Regions from separate parts of the Homo sapiens genome. Here region 1 is linked to region 2. Evidence: read pairs that join two places in POLR2A ChIA-PET (ENCODE). Cell type or tissue: A673. All regions are shown on one strand. Each heading gives the region's core, and the rest is flanking DNA. Links, peaks and the distances in the headings are about the cores only.

The links. ChIA-PET counts read pairs that join two places held together with the same protein. Peaks named below come from ENCODE experiments on the same cell type or tissue, not always from the same donor. Only the 100,000 strongest peaks of a DNase experiment are listed, where the experiment ranks them.
Region 1: POLR2A ChIA-PET joins it to region 2 with 5 read pairs; 2 of 35 experiments call an interaction of 5 or more read pairs at or near these places.

The regions. Positions count from the first base shown.
Region 1 is chr10:36,217,665-36,223,052 of GRCh38, forward strand. No RefSeq gene overlaps it. Among named protein-coding and RNA genes, the nearest start is that of LINC02630, 320 kb to the left of the region's middle. In A673, for the core only: no CTCF peak of the experiment used is centred there; a DNase peak (open chromatin) is centred at 2,597.
Region 2 is chr10:36,375,722-36,381,109 of GRCh38, forward strand. No RefSeq gene overlaps it. Among named protein-coding and RNA genes, the nearest start is that of LINC02630, 480 kb to the left of the region's middle. In A673, for the core only: no CTCF peak of the experiment used is centred there; no DNase peak of the experiment used is centred there.

The sequences.
Region 1 (5,388 bases), core at 98-5,097, 160 kb before region 2:
TCTCCCAAGTATAAAGAAGAACTCTCCTTGTAAAGTTGTTTTCCTTGGACTTGCCTAAATTTTCTTATTTATTTATTTATTTTTTTAGATGGAATTTCACTCTTGTTGCCCAGGCTGGAGTGCAATGGCGCAATCTTGGCTCACCACAACCTCCACCTCCTGGGTTTAAGAGATTCTCCTGCCTCAGTCTCCTGAGTACCTGGGATTACAGGCGCCTGCCACCATGCCTCGCTAATTTTGTATTTTTAGTAGAGATGGGATTTCTCCATGTTGGTCAGGCTAGTCTTGAACTCTCAACCTCAGGTGATCCACCTGCCTCTGCCTCCCAAAGTGCTGGGATTACAGGGTTGAGCTACCACGCCCGGCCAATCTTCTTAATTTAAGAGACAAAGGAAAGCCTAGAATTATACTAATTTAGCTTCCTTTAGAGGAACCTACCATGAATGATATATTGCAAGTGAGAAAGTAGTGTTCTCCTTCATAATACACCTTCTCTGTTTTTGTTTACCTAAAATTACTTTTAGTTTTGGAATTATTGTTTTTTGAGAATGCAATTCTAGACAGAAAGTTATTTTCTCTTAGTATGTGGAAGATATTTGACCACTATCTTTTGTCTTTCATTACTGTTGTTGAGATGTTGAGAAATAGGTTGTCAGCTTAATTTCAGTTCATTTGTAGGTCAACTGTGTTTTCCTTCTGGCTACTTTTAAGATTTCCGTTTTGTCTTTCATGGCTTGCACTTAGACTAACATATTGTGGATGGACTTCCTTTGATTTATCCTGCTTTCAATACTTTGGCCTTTTTATTTTTTAAGAGATAGAGTCTTGCTATGTTGCCCAGTTTGGACGTGAACTCCTGGCTTTAGGCGATCCTTCCACCTCAGCTTCCCAAATGGCTGGGATTAACACTTTGAACTTTTTAATGGAGAAAACATGCCTTTCTTAAATCTAGATGTTTCAGCAATTACCAATTCAAATGTTGCTTTTTCCTCATTTCTCATAATAAATCTTTCTCTTTACCTTTCCTTCATGTTTTCTATCCATCTTTGCTTTTATGTTATATTTGATGCAATTTTTCCAGTTAATTTCTTGCTTTTGAAACCTCTCTTCAATTTTATCTAAGCAGCTAATTAATTCCTTCATTGGGTTTTACATTTCTCTATAGAGCATGTATATATAATATATATTCTACATATTGCATATAATGTAATTATATATGCATACATAATACATGTTTATATATTGCATATGCATCAGTTATATACATATAACTCTAGAATTTGTTTTGGTTTAATGTCTTTGATAATTTTGATATTTTGATTGTCTTTTCCTCACGAATCTCAATTTAGAGGTCTCAGTGAGAAGAGCTCATCTTTACTCCCCTGGACAGTGGCTTCCTGTGGGTTTTCCTCCATATGTGCATCTCCACTGGGCAGCATGGCTTCTTCACAGCATTGTGGCTGAGCTCTAAGAAAAAGTGTACCAAGAAACAGTAAGTGGAAGCTTCCAGGCTCGTAATGCCTGGGCCTAGAAACTGGCACAGCACCACCTCCACTGGTATTGTGTTGGTCAGGTAATGAGAACTCAGATTCTAGGAGAGACTTTGGCACCATCTCTCAATGGGAAAAATGTTTTAAAAGTTTGGGGACAGGTTTCAAACCTCACAGATGCACTGATATGATTCTGTTCGTTCTAGACTTTTAAACTTAGACAAATATAGAATAAAAGAAGTTTGTTTAGAAGCTTAAAATGGACAATTAGAATTGCTAAAAACAGCACTAGCAGCTGGACATGTTGGTCCTTGGAGACTCACTTTGGGCCAGATTTACAAAGATTGAGGTGTATAGCTAGCTCTACATGGCTTCATCTTTTGCAGTGTCTTTATGTGACACAGTCTGCTGTTCTTGAAACATAAGGGTCAATATATTTATGATAAAAACATTTTACTTTCCTTTGATCAAGAACATTTCAGCACCTTAGGACTTCAGTGAATATTTGCTGATTAGTTGGAGAAACCTCAACACAGACGCACAGCCCGATCTTTCCAGAAGGTGGTCAATTGCTGAATGAGCGGAAGATAGTAAGAAATACAATTTGACAGTCACGCTCATTTTTTTTTTCATGAAATACCATTACAATTTTCTATAAATTTGCCGCTGGAACTATTTGATATTTAAGAATACTATAAACAATTTTAGTGGTACAATTTCTCACAGGCAGCCATTTTAAGGTGTTAAGAATGAATGATTTTGTATCCAGTTGAAATCTTAAAATTTCTTTCTAGTCTGCCTTCTTTCACATTGAGCCATTTGAGTTGAGTGTTCAAGTGCTAAATTTCTTCTTGGGCTTCATGCTTTCACTGGATTTGAAGATGGCTTTGCAGTTGTCCTGCTGACAGGGGCTTCAGAGACAGAGACAATTATAGAAAGAAAGGCGTCTGTTTCAGGGCTCTGTGCAATTCAAAGCTGAGTCTCCCTTAAAAAGCCCACTAGAAATGACTCATAAATAGTTTCCAACAGGGCTCCTGTCAAATGATGGCAAAAATCTTTTAAGTCCCAAATATGTGCAAATGAATCTCAATTTGGCTTTGCATGATGCTTTTCCTTCTATTTGATTCATTTTCAAAGTCAGCATAGTGTCATCATTGTTTCTTTCAGAAGGAGCAAATACATCCAAACTTGGACATATAGAATTACTGTGCTTCTGGTGGATGAATTAATCCCCAAAAGTCTGAAAACTTAAAAGCCTTACTTTTGGCATCTTTTCAGCTAGACTCAGAGGCATCAGTCTAAGTGGATCTTAATTTAAATGCATGGATATAAATCTAATCGAGAAGACTATTTGTGCATATTATAAATTATCAGTGAACAGTGCATGAAAACCAGTCTGAATTGTCCATTGAAAACCGACATTCAGGTATTCAGAATGAAGCAGTATGACTAGTTATGCAGTGTCTAAGTGTTCTTTTTCCATGGGAAAAGAAGCACATATTTTCCATATGCTAACCTAACCAGGTAGAAAATCATTTTGCAGACACACTGACAGATGACTGTTTCTCTATGCACAATGACCCCACTGTTCCAGTATTGTTCTGTTTGAAGTTGTATTTAGCCTCTTTCACTCCAGTCTCCTTATATAATTCTTTGCTAATCTAATATCTAAAACTGATCATGCTGTAGATAAAATTTGCCTTTCCCTTTTCTCAATCTCGTACTTAAGTTAACACACTCAGAGACTGTCCTTGACTCCTCTTTCTTTCTTTCTTTTCACCTATGCATCCTAAATGCCTTTCATTTTGCCTCTGGAGTTTTTAAAAGTCTGTCTTCCAGTCTCAATTTCTTCTGCCGCTGCCCTAGTTCAGGCAGTTCCCATCTTTAGCTTGGACCAATGCAATAGGCTCCATGTATGTTTTTTGGCTTCTAGATTCTCCTTAGCTTCTCAATATATCCTTGCCACGGGGGTCAGGATACCACCTTTAACAAATTTAAATCTGATTACATCACACATTTATTTATAAAGGCATTGGGATCTTCTATTGCATAAGTCAGAATAAAATCCAAGCTGCATAGGCTAGCTCCAATCTTTCCAGCTCCAGTTCCTGCCACTTCTATTTATACATCATCCCAAGCAAATTATTTAATTTCCCACACATTCATGATTTGGCTCATATTCATTCTTCTACTTGGCATATTCCAACTCTTTCCTGTTTGACACTGTCCTACTCATTTTTCAATATCACCTCTTTCAAAGTCTTTTAGGCAAAACAAAGCCATTGCACTTTTAGCTTTTTTTTTCTTTTGATATTCTCAGTATTATATTTTCACATGCAGTGAATAATATTATCTAACACCACTGAGCACTTCCTATTTAACTACCCCATCGATCTTATTCTGCAGATGAAAAAAAAAACTGAGGCTCAAGGAGTTTATCTAAGGCCGCATTGGTGTAAGTGTCAAGTCTCACTTCAGAATCTACAGCTATTTTCTGACATTAGCTTTGAAATTCCTTTGCTATACCCTATTTTCTGCTCATGTTTTATCCTGTTGCCTAGCATGTATGAGATAACTGTCTTAGACCAGGCTCGTGGGTAAAAAAAAAATCTAAGATAGAAACTTATATGCAGGAGCTATATTGGGGGATGCTCTCATGATCAATACATGTAAAAGACTTAAGGAGGCAGGACTGGGCAAAGAGAAGAACTGAACTATGAGGCATTTGCAGCAAAAGTCTCAGCTTCTCCCATGCGGAAGCTCAAGAGCTCAGATGGCTCTGAAGAGATATTTCATCTTGAGGCAAGGAAGCTGGGCAATCACCCACCTGCTTTGACTGTCACTGGAGGTGGCTGTCACCAGAGAGAGGGTGTAAACTTGAACACAGTATCTCCTTTCAAGGATTGGCCATCAATGGCCAACATTCCTGGTCCCACAATGAATAGCTCAGTCAGAAAGGGGTTCCCAGGGCTCATCACAGCCTTTATGTTATCCTTCTGTCTGTGTCTTCTTCTTAATACTCTGTGATGGATTGATCAAGGTCCATTTTATTTTCCACTACTGGTCTGAAAGTTACACATTCAGTATTTTTTAGTGGTTATCCTTATGGTTTTAATGTACATAGGTCTGAAGTTACCCATGTCCTCTTTCCACCTCCCAATTGACTCAGGGATCTCAGAGTACTTTGTCTCATCACCTTCCATCATTTTGTGTGATGCTGCTGCTCAGCACATCTGCTGCATTTCCCTATGCTGTAATGGGTTGTTAACGATTACTGCGTTGTATGGATTTTCTAACATGTTTGTTACCATTCATTCTTTCTTGCATCTCACTCGTTTTTCTGGGTTCAATTTCCTTTTCCTTGAAATGTCTTCTTTCGTAGTTTTTTTTCAGTGAGTATCTATTAATTGAAACTTCTCTTACTCTTTGCTTATATGAAATTCTTCAGCTTTTCCCATCTTTGAATGATCATGTAGCAGGTTGTAGGATTCTAGGTTGACGGTTATTTGCTTTCAGCACTTTGAGCATATGGTTCCATTTCTCCTGGCTTCTACTGTGCCTTTGAGCAGTTTTCAGTTAAGCCCAATTCCTGAAGAGGTGCTCAGCTCAGAGCCTCAGCCTCAACATGCTAAGTAGCTGGGAAAATGAATACCTCAATTCTGGAGGGGGGACATCTTTATGGTATACCGCATCATCCACTACAGAAAGTAATTGAGTTTTAAAAGGAGGAAAGTAGGGTAGAGGGAAGAGAAGGAGAAAAAAACTCCAGCTAATTGTTTCATTTTCAAGTTAGAGCCTGGGTGATTCCGAAAAGGCTCTTCCAGGATTCTTTATCTCAGCAGGCAAATATACTAATTTTTAATACTCTTTTCGTTTTTTGAAAAGTGCAATATCAGTT
Region 2 (5,388 bases), core at 312-5,311:
TGGAGGAATTTCTTGTGGAAAATCATTAAAAACGGCTAACATTTAAAAGACATACAAGTTTCTAAAAGACAGTATTAATGTTCTCTGTGCACATTAGGATATAAAGTCCTGGGTACTGCAGGACATTTAGTAAACTATTCAATGAAACACCTTAAATGTCAAGCACAGGGATTTGGAAATAGAGAGCTATTGGTTTGTGAGGAAAATATTGCATTATAAGAACGTTATAGGAATACATATACATACATATATGTATACATACATATATATATTCCTACAATATCTTTTTCAGATAATAAAATAGAATAGAATGAGACATTATATATTATATGTTCATTATATATACATATATTATATATTTGTGTATCTGTGTAATGTCTCACAGTCCATTCTTTTTTATCTGAATTTTTATGTTTTAAATTTAGCGATCTTTAACTCACTAATCTTGTATTTCAATGTGTCCAAATAACTTTTAAACCCATCCCAATGGGTTCTTAATAAGTTTTTAAAATTTCTTTTTAGTTGATGCATAAGAATTGTGTATATTTATGGGGTACAATGTGATGTTTTGATGCTGACTTTGTAAAATGAGTTTAGATGTACTTCTTCAATTTTTTGAAATAGTTTGAGGAGGGTATTAGTTCTATAAATCTTGGTAGAATTCTGCTGTGAAGGCATCTGTTCCAGAGCTTTTCTGGGAGATTTTGTTATTATTATTATTAATTCAATCTCCTTATTCCTTATTCATCTGTTCAAATTTTCCATTTTGTTTTTATTCAGTCTTCGTAGGTTGTATATGTCTAAGAACTTTCTTGTTTTTCCTGGGTTATCCAACTTGGTGTGTAACTCTAATTATTCATAGTAGTCTCATGATATTTTATATTTCTGTGGTAATATTTGTAATATCTTCTCTTTCATTTCTGATTTTGAGTCTTTTTTCTTTTGTGTTTAGTCTTGCTAAAAGTTTGTCCATTTAGTCTATCTTTTCAAAGAACCACTTGTAGCTTAATTCATCTACTATATTGTCTTTCTTGTCTCTATTTCATTTATTTCTGCTCTGATATTTATTATTTCCATATTTCTACTGACTTTAGACTTAGTTTGTTCTTCTTTTTCTAGTTTTTTTGAGGCGTAATATTATTTATTTTTGATCTTTCTTTTTTGACGTATAAACTTCAATTTTAGAACTAGTTTTGCTGCATCCCATAACTTATGGTATCTTGTGTTTCCATTTTCATTTGTCTTAAAATATTTTTTAATTTTACTTTTAATTTTTTTCTTTGACCCATTGGTTGTGGTGAGCATGTTGTTTAAGTTCCATGTATTTATGAATTTTCCAAGACTTTTCCTGTTACTGATTTCTACTTTTATTCATTTGTGGACAGAAAAGATAGGTGATATGATTTCAAGCTTCTTAAATTTGTTAAAACTTGTTTGTGGCCTAAAATGTGATCTCTCCTGGAGAACGTTTCTTGTGCACTTTAGAAGAATGTGTACCCTACTGCTGCTGGATGGAATTTTCTGTATTTGTCTGTTCGGTCGATCTATGGTCTATTTGGCCTAAAGCGTTGTCCAAATCCATTATTTCCCTACCGATTTTCTGTCTAGATAATTTATCCATTGTTGAAAGTGGGAGTCTTGAATTCATCTATTATTATTTTCTTGCAGTGTATCTTATACTTCAGATCTATTAATATTTTCTGTCTAGATAATTGATTCATTATTGAAAGTAGGAGTCTTGAATTCATCTATTATTATTTTCTTGCAGCGTATCTCATACTTCAGATCTATCAATATTTGCTTTACATGTTTTGGTGCTCTGATACTGGGTGCATACATCCTTAAAATTCTTATATCCTCTCGATGAATTAGCCTCTTTATCATAATATGGTGACCTTCTTTGTCTTTTCTTACAGTTTTGACTTAATGTTTATTTTGTCTGATATAAGTATAGCCACCTCCATTTTCTTGTGGTTATCATTTGCCTGGAATATCCTTTTTATTATTATTATTTCCTACCTCTCAGTTTATGTGTGCCCTTAAGGCTAAAGTGAATCTCTTGTAGGGAGCATATTATTCAATCTTGTCTTTTTATTCATTCAGCTACTCTATCTCTTTTGATTACAGAATTTAATCCATCTACATTTAAAGTAGTTATTGACAGGTAAGAACTTACTACTGCCATCTTGCTAATTTTTTTTTTAGTTTTGTAGTTATCTTGTTCCACTCTTCCAATCTTGCTGCCTTTTTGTGTGATTTTTGTAGTGATATGCTTTGATTCCTTTCTCTTTTGTGTTCTACTAGAGTTTTTTTTTCTTTGTGGTTACCATGAAGTTTGAATTAAAATATCTTATAGTTATAATGCCCTAATTTAAGCTAATAGTATTTTATCTTCTATTGCATACAAAGAATCTACACTTTTATTTCTCTCGAAATTTTATGCTATTGGTCCATTCTTTACGTCTATTTATATTGTGTATCTGTAAACTAATTGTTTATAGTTATAGTTGCTTTTAATAGTTTTCTTTTAATTCTTATACTAAAATTAAGAGTGATTTACATACCACCTTTACAGTAATAGAGTATGCTGAATTTGACTATATATTTACCTTTACCAGTGAATTTTATACATTAATATGTTTTCACGTAGTTACTTATTATCTTTTTTTTTTTTGACAAAAAAATCTTGCTCTGTCACCCAGGCTGGAGTGCAGTGGTACAACTTCCACCTCCCAGGTTCCAGCAATTCTCCTGCCTCAGCCTCCCAAGTAGCTGGGACTACAGGCATGCGCCACCATGCCCAGCTAATTTTTACATTTTTTAGTAGAAACCATATTGACCAAGCTGGTCTCGAACTCCTGACCTTGTGTTCAGCCTGCCTTGGCCTCCCAAAGTGCTGGGATTACAGGCGTGAGCCACCCCACCCAGCCTATCTTTCTATTTCAATTCAAATAACTCTCTTAAGCATTCTTGTAAGGCCAGTCTCCTGGTGATGAACTCCCTCAGCTTGTTTGTCTTTGAATATCATTGTCTCTCCTTCATTTATGGAGGACAGCTTTACTGGGCAAAATACTCTTGATTGGTTTTCTTTTAGAATTTTGTGTATGTCACTTTACCCTCTCCTTGGTTGCAAGCTTTCTGTTGAGAAGTCTACTGATAGCCTTATGGAATATTCTTTCTATGTGACAAGTTTCTTCTCTCTTCCTTTATTCAAGAGTCTCTTTTCTGTCTTTCTTGATTTTTGACAATTTGATTATAATGTGTCTCAAAGTCTTCCTTTTTTAAAATTGATCTTGCTAGGACAGCTTTGACCTTCCTGAAACTGTATATTCATATCACTCCCAAGATTTGGGAAGTTTTCAGGCAGTATTTATTTAAATAAGCTTTCTACCTCTTTGTCTCTTTCTTCTCTTTATGGTATTCCAGTAGTTTGTATGCGGTTGATCTTTTATATTTGCTTGTTCTGCATCCATGGATTCAAGCTACCACTGATGGAAAATATTTTTAAAAAACAATAAAAATAACAATACAACAATAAAAATAATACTAGAAAACAATACAGTATAATAACTATATAACTTTTACATTGTATTAAGTACTATAAGTAATGGAGAGATTATTTAAAGCATATTGTGAGGGTATGCATAGGTTATGTGCAAATACTATGCCATTTTATATATGGGACTTGAGTGTTAGCAGATTTTTATATTTATGAGGGGTTCTGGAACCAATTTCCTGTGGATACCAAGGGATGCCTATATTCATGTTTGGTGGTTCTTATGCTTTCTTCACTTTTTTTCATTATTTTTTATTGCTCTAATTGGTTAATTTCAAGTGACCTACTTTTGGGTTCACTAATTCTTTCTTCTGCATGATCAAGTCCACTGTTAGAACTCAGTTTTTCAGTTCTTTCATATTATTCATCTGCTCTAGGGCGTCTGTTGAGTTTTTTTATGGTTCCTATTTCTATATTAAACTTCTTTATTTGTTCATTTAATATTTGTATAATTTTACTTAGTTGTCTATGTGTATTTTCTTGCATCTCATTGAGCTTCTTTAGGATAATTCTTTTGAATTATTTTTCAGACAATCCACACATCTCCATTTCTTTGGAGTCACTTATTGAAGTTTTATTAGTTTCCTTTGGTGGTATAATGTTTGTGTGATTATTTGTTATCTGTGTAGCTTTGCATTGATGTCTATACGCTGAAAGGAGCAAACTCATCTCTCAGGCTTTACAGACTGGATTTGCCAAGTTAAAATCCTCTCCTATTAGGTCTTTGGATTAAGGAGATTGCCTCTGGGATTGCAGTAGGCAGTAGAGTGGTATTAGATCCAGGTCATGTGGCTGATATTGGGTCTGCAGTAGACACCATAATCAACAGGCCTCTTTCCAGGGGTTCTCTTGGGCATGAGTTCTATCTGGTCCCTGGGTGAACTGGACCATCTCTAAGATCTTAGTATGTGGAGCTGATATTGATATGATGTACTGCTTCAGAATTTACCCAGTATGCTGATGAGTGTGGCCTTTTCTGAGTCTCTGAGAGAGCTTCCATTGGATCACTGGTTGGATGATCTGCCCTGGGCTGGTTGTACTGCCCTGGTCCATGATTTGAGATGGCTGGAATTAAGATTCAAGGTTGTTTCAGGGCCCACAGCTGAGACTGAGAAGTTCAGGCCAGTCTCCAGGATCATAACTAAGCGTATATCCTGGTAGGTTTCTGGGTTAGCAGTCTTATTTTTAGACTGTAATTGAGAAAGATTGGAGCCAATTTTTAAGGGTTATTCAAGATCCATAATGGGACCAAAGTCAGGGCATTACCTATAGGGGCACTGCTAGACGTGTCTCCCTCTGGGTCCCCAAGCAAGCAGAACTGTTATCAATCTCTACACAAAAGGGGCATAAGATCCAGGGTCATTTGAGGATCCACTTTGGGACAAAGTTTGGCAAGCCTCCCATGGACACTCAGATGGGCATGTCTCCCACTAGAATCCTAGCTGGGCAGAACTGCTTCCAGACCACAGCTGGGAGGGGCTAATTAACTCAAGCTTCAGGGCTAATTCACAATATGCTGTAAGAATTATGTTGGCAAGCCTGACCTGGTGGCATGGGTGGGTGATATTCCCAGCCAGTTCCCTAATCAGACAGAATTGTTCCCAGACCACGGCTGAGATGAGGCTGGAGCTGAGATTCAGAACCCATTTGGGAACTGTTATGGGATGGAGAATGGCAAGCCCATCCAGGTGCATCTCCCAAGAGTTCCAAGCAGTACTAAACTAGGAGCATAGCTGAGGGGGTGTTGGAGCTGAGTTACAGGATATCTTTTGGGTTTAATGCTGAGACCAATGTTGGCAGCCCTGTCTGCCCAGACACTAGTGTGCATGATT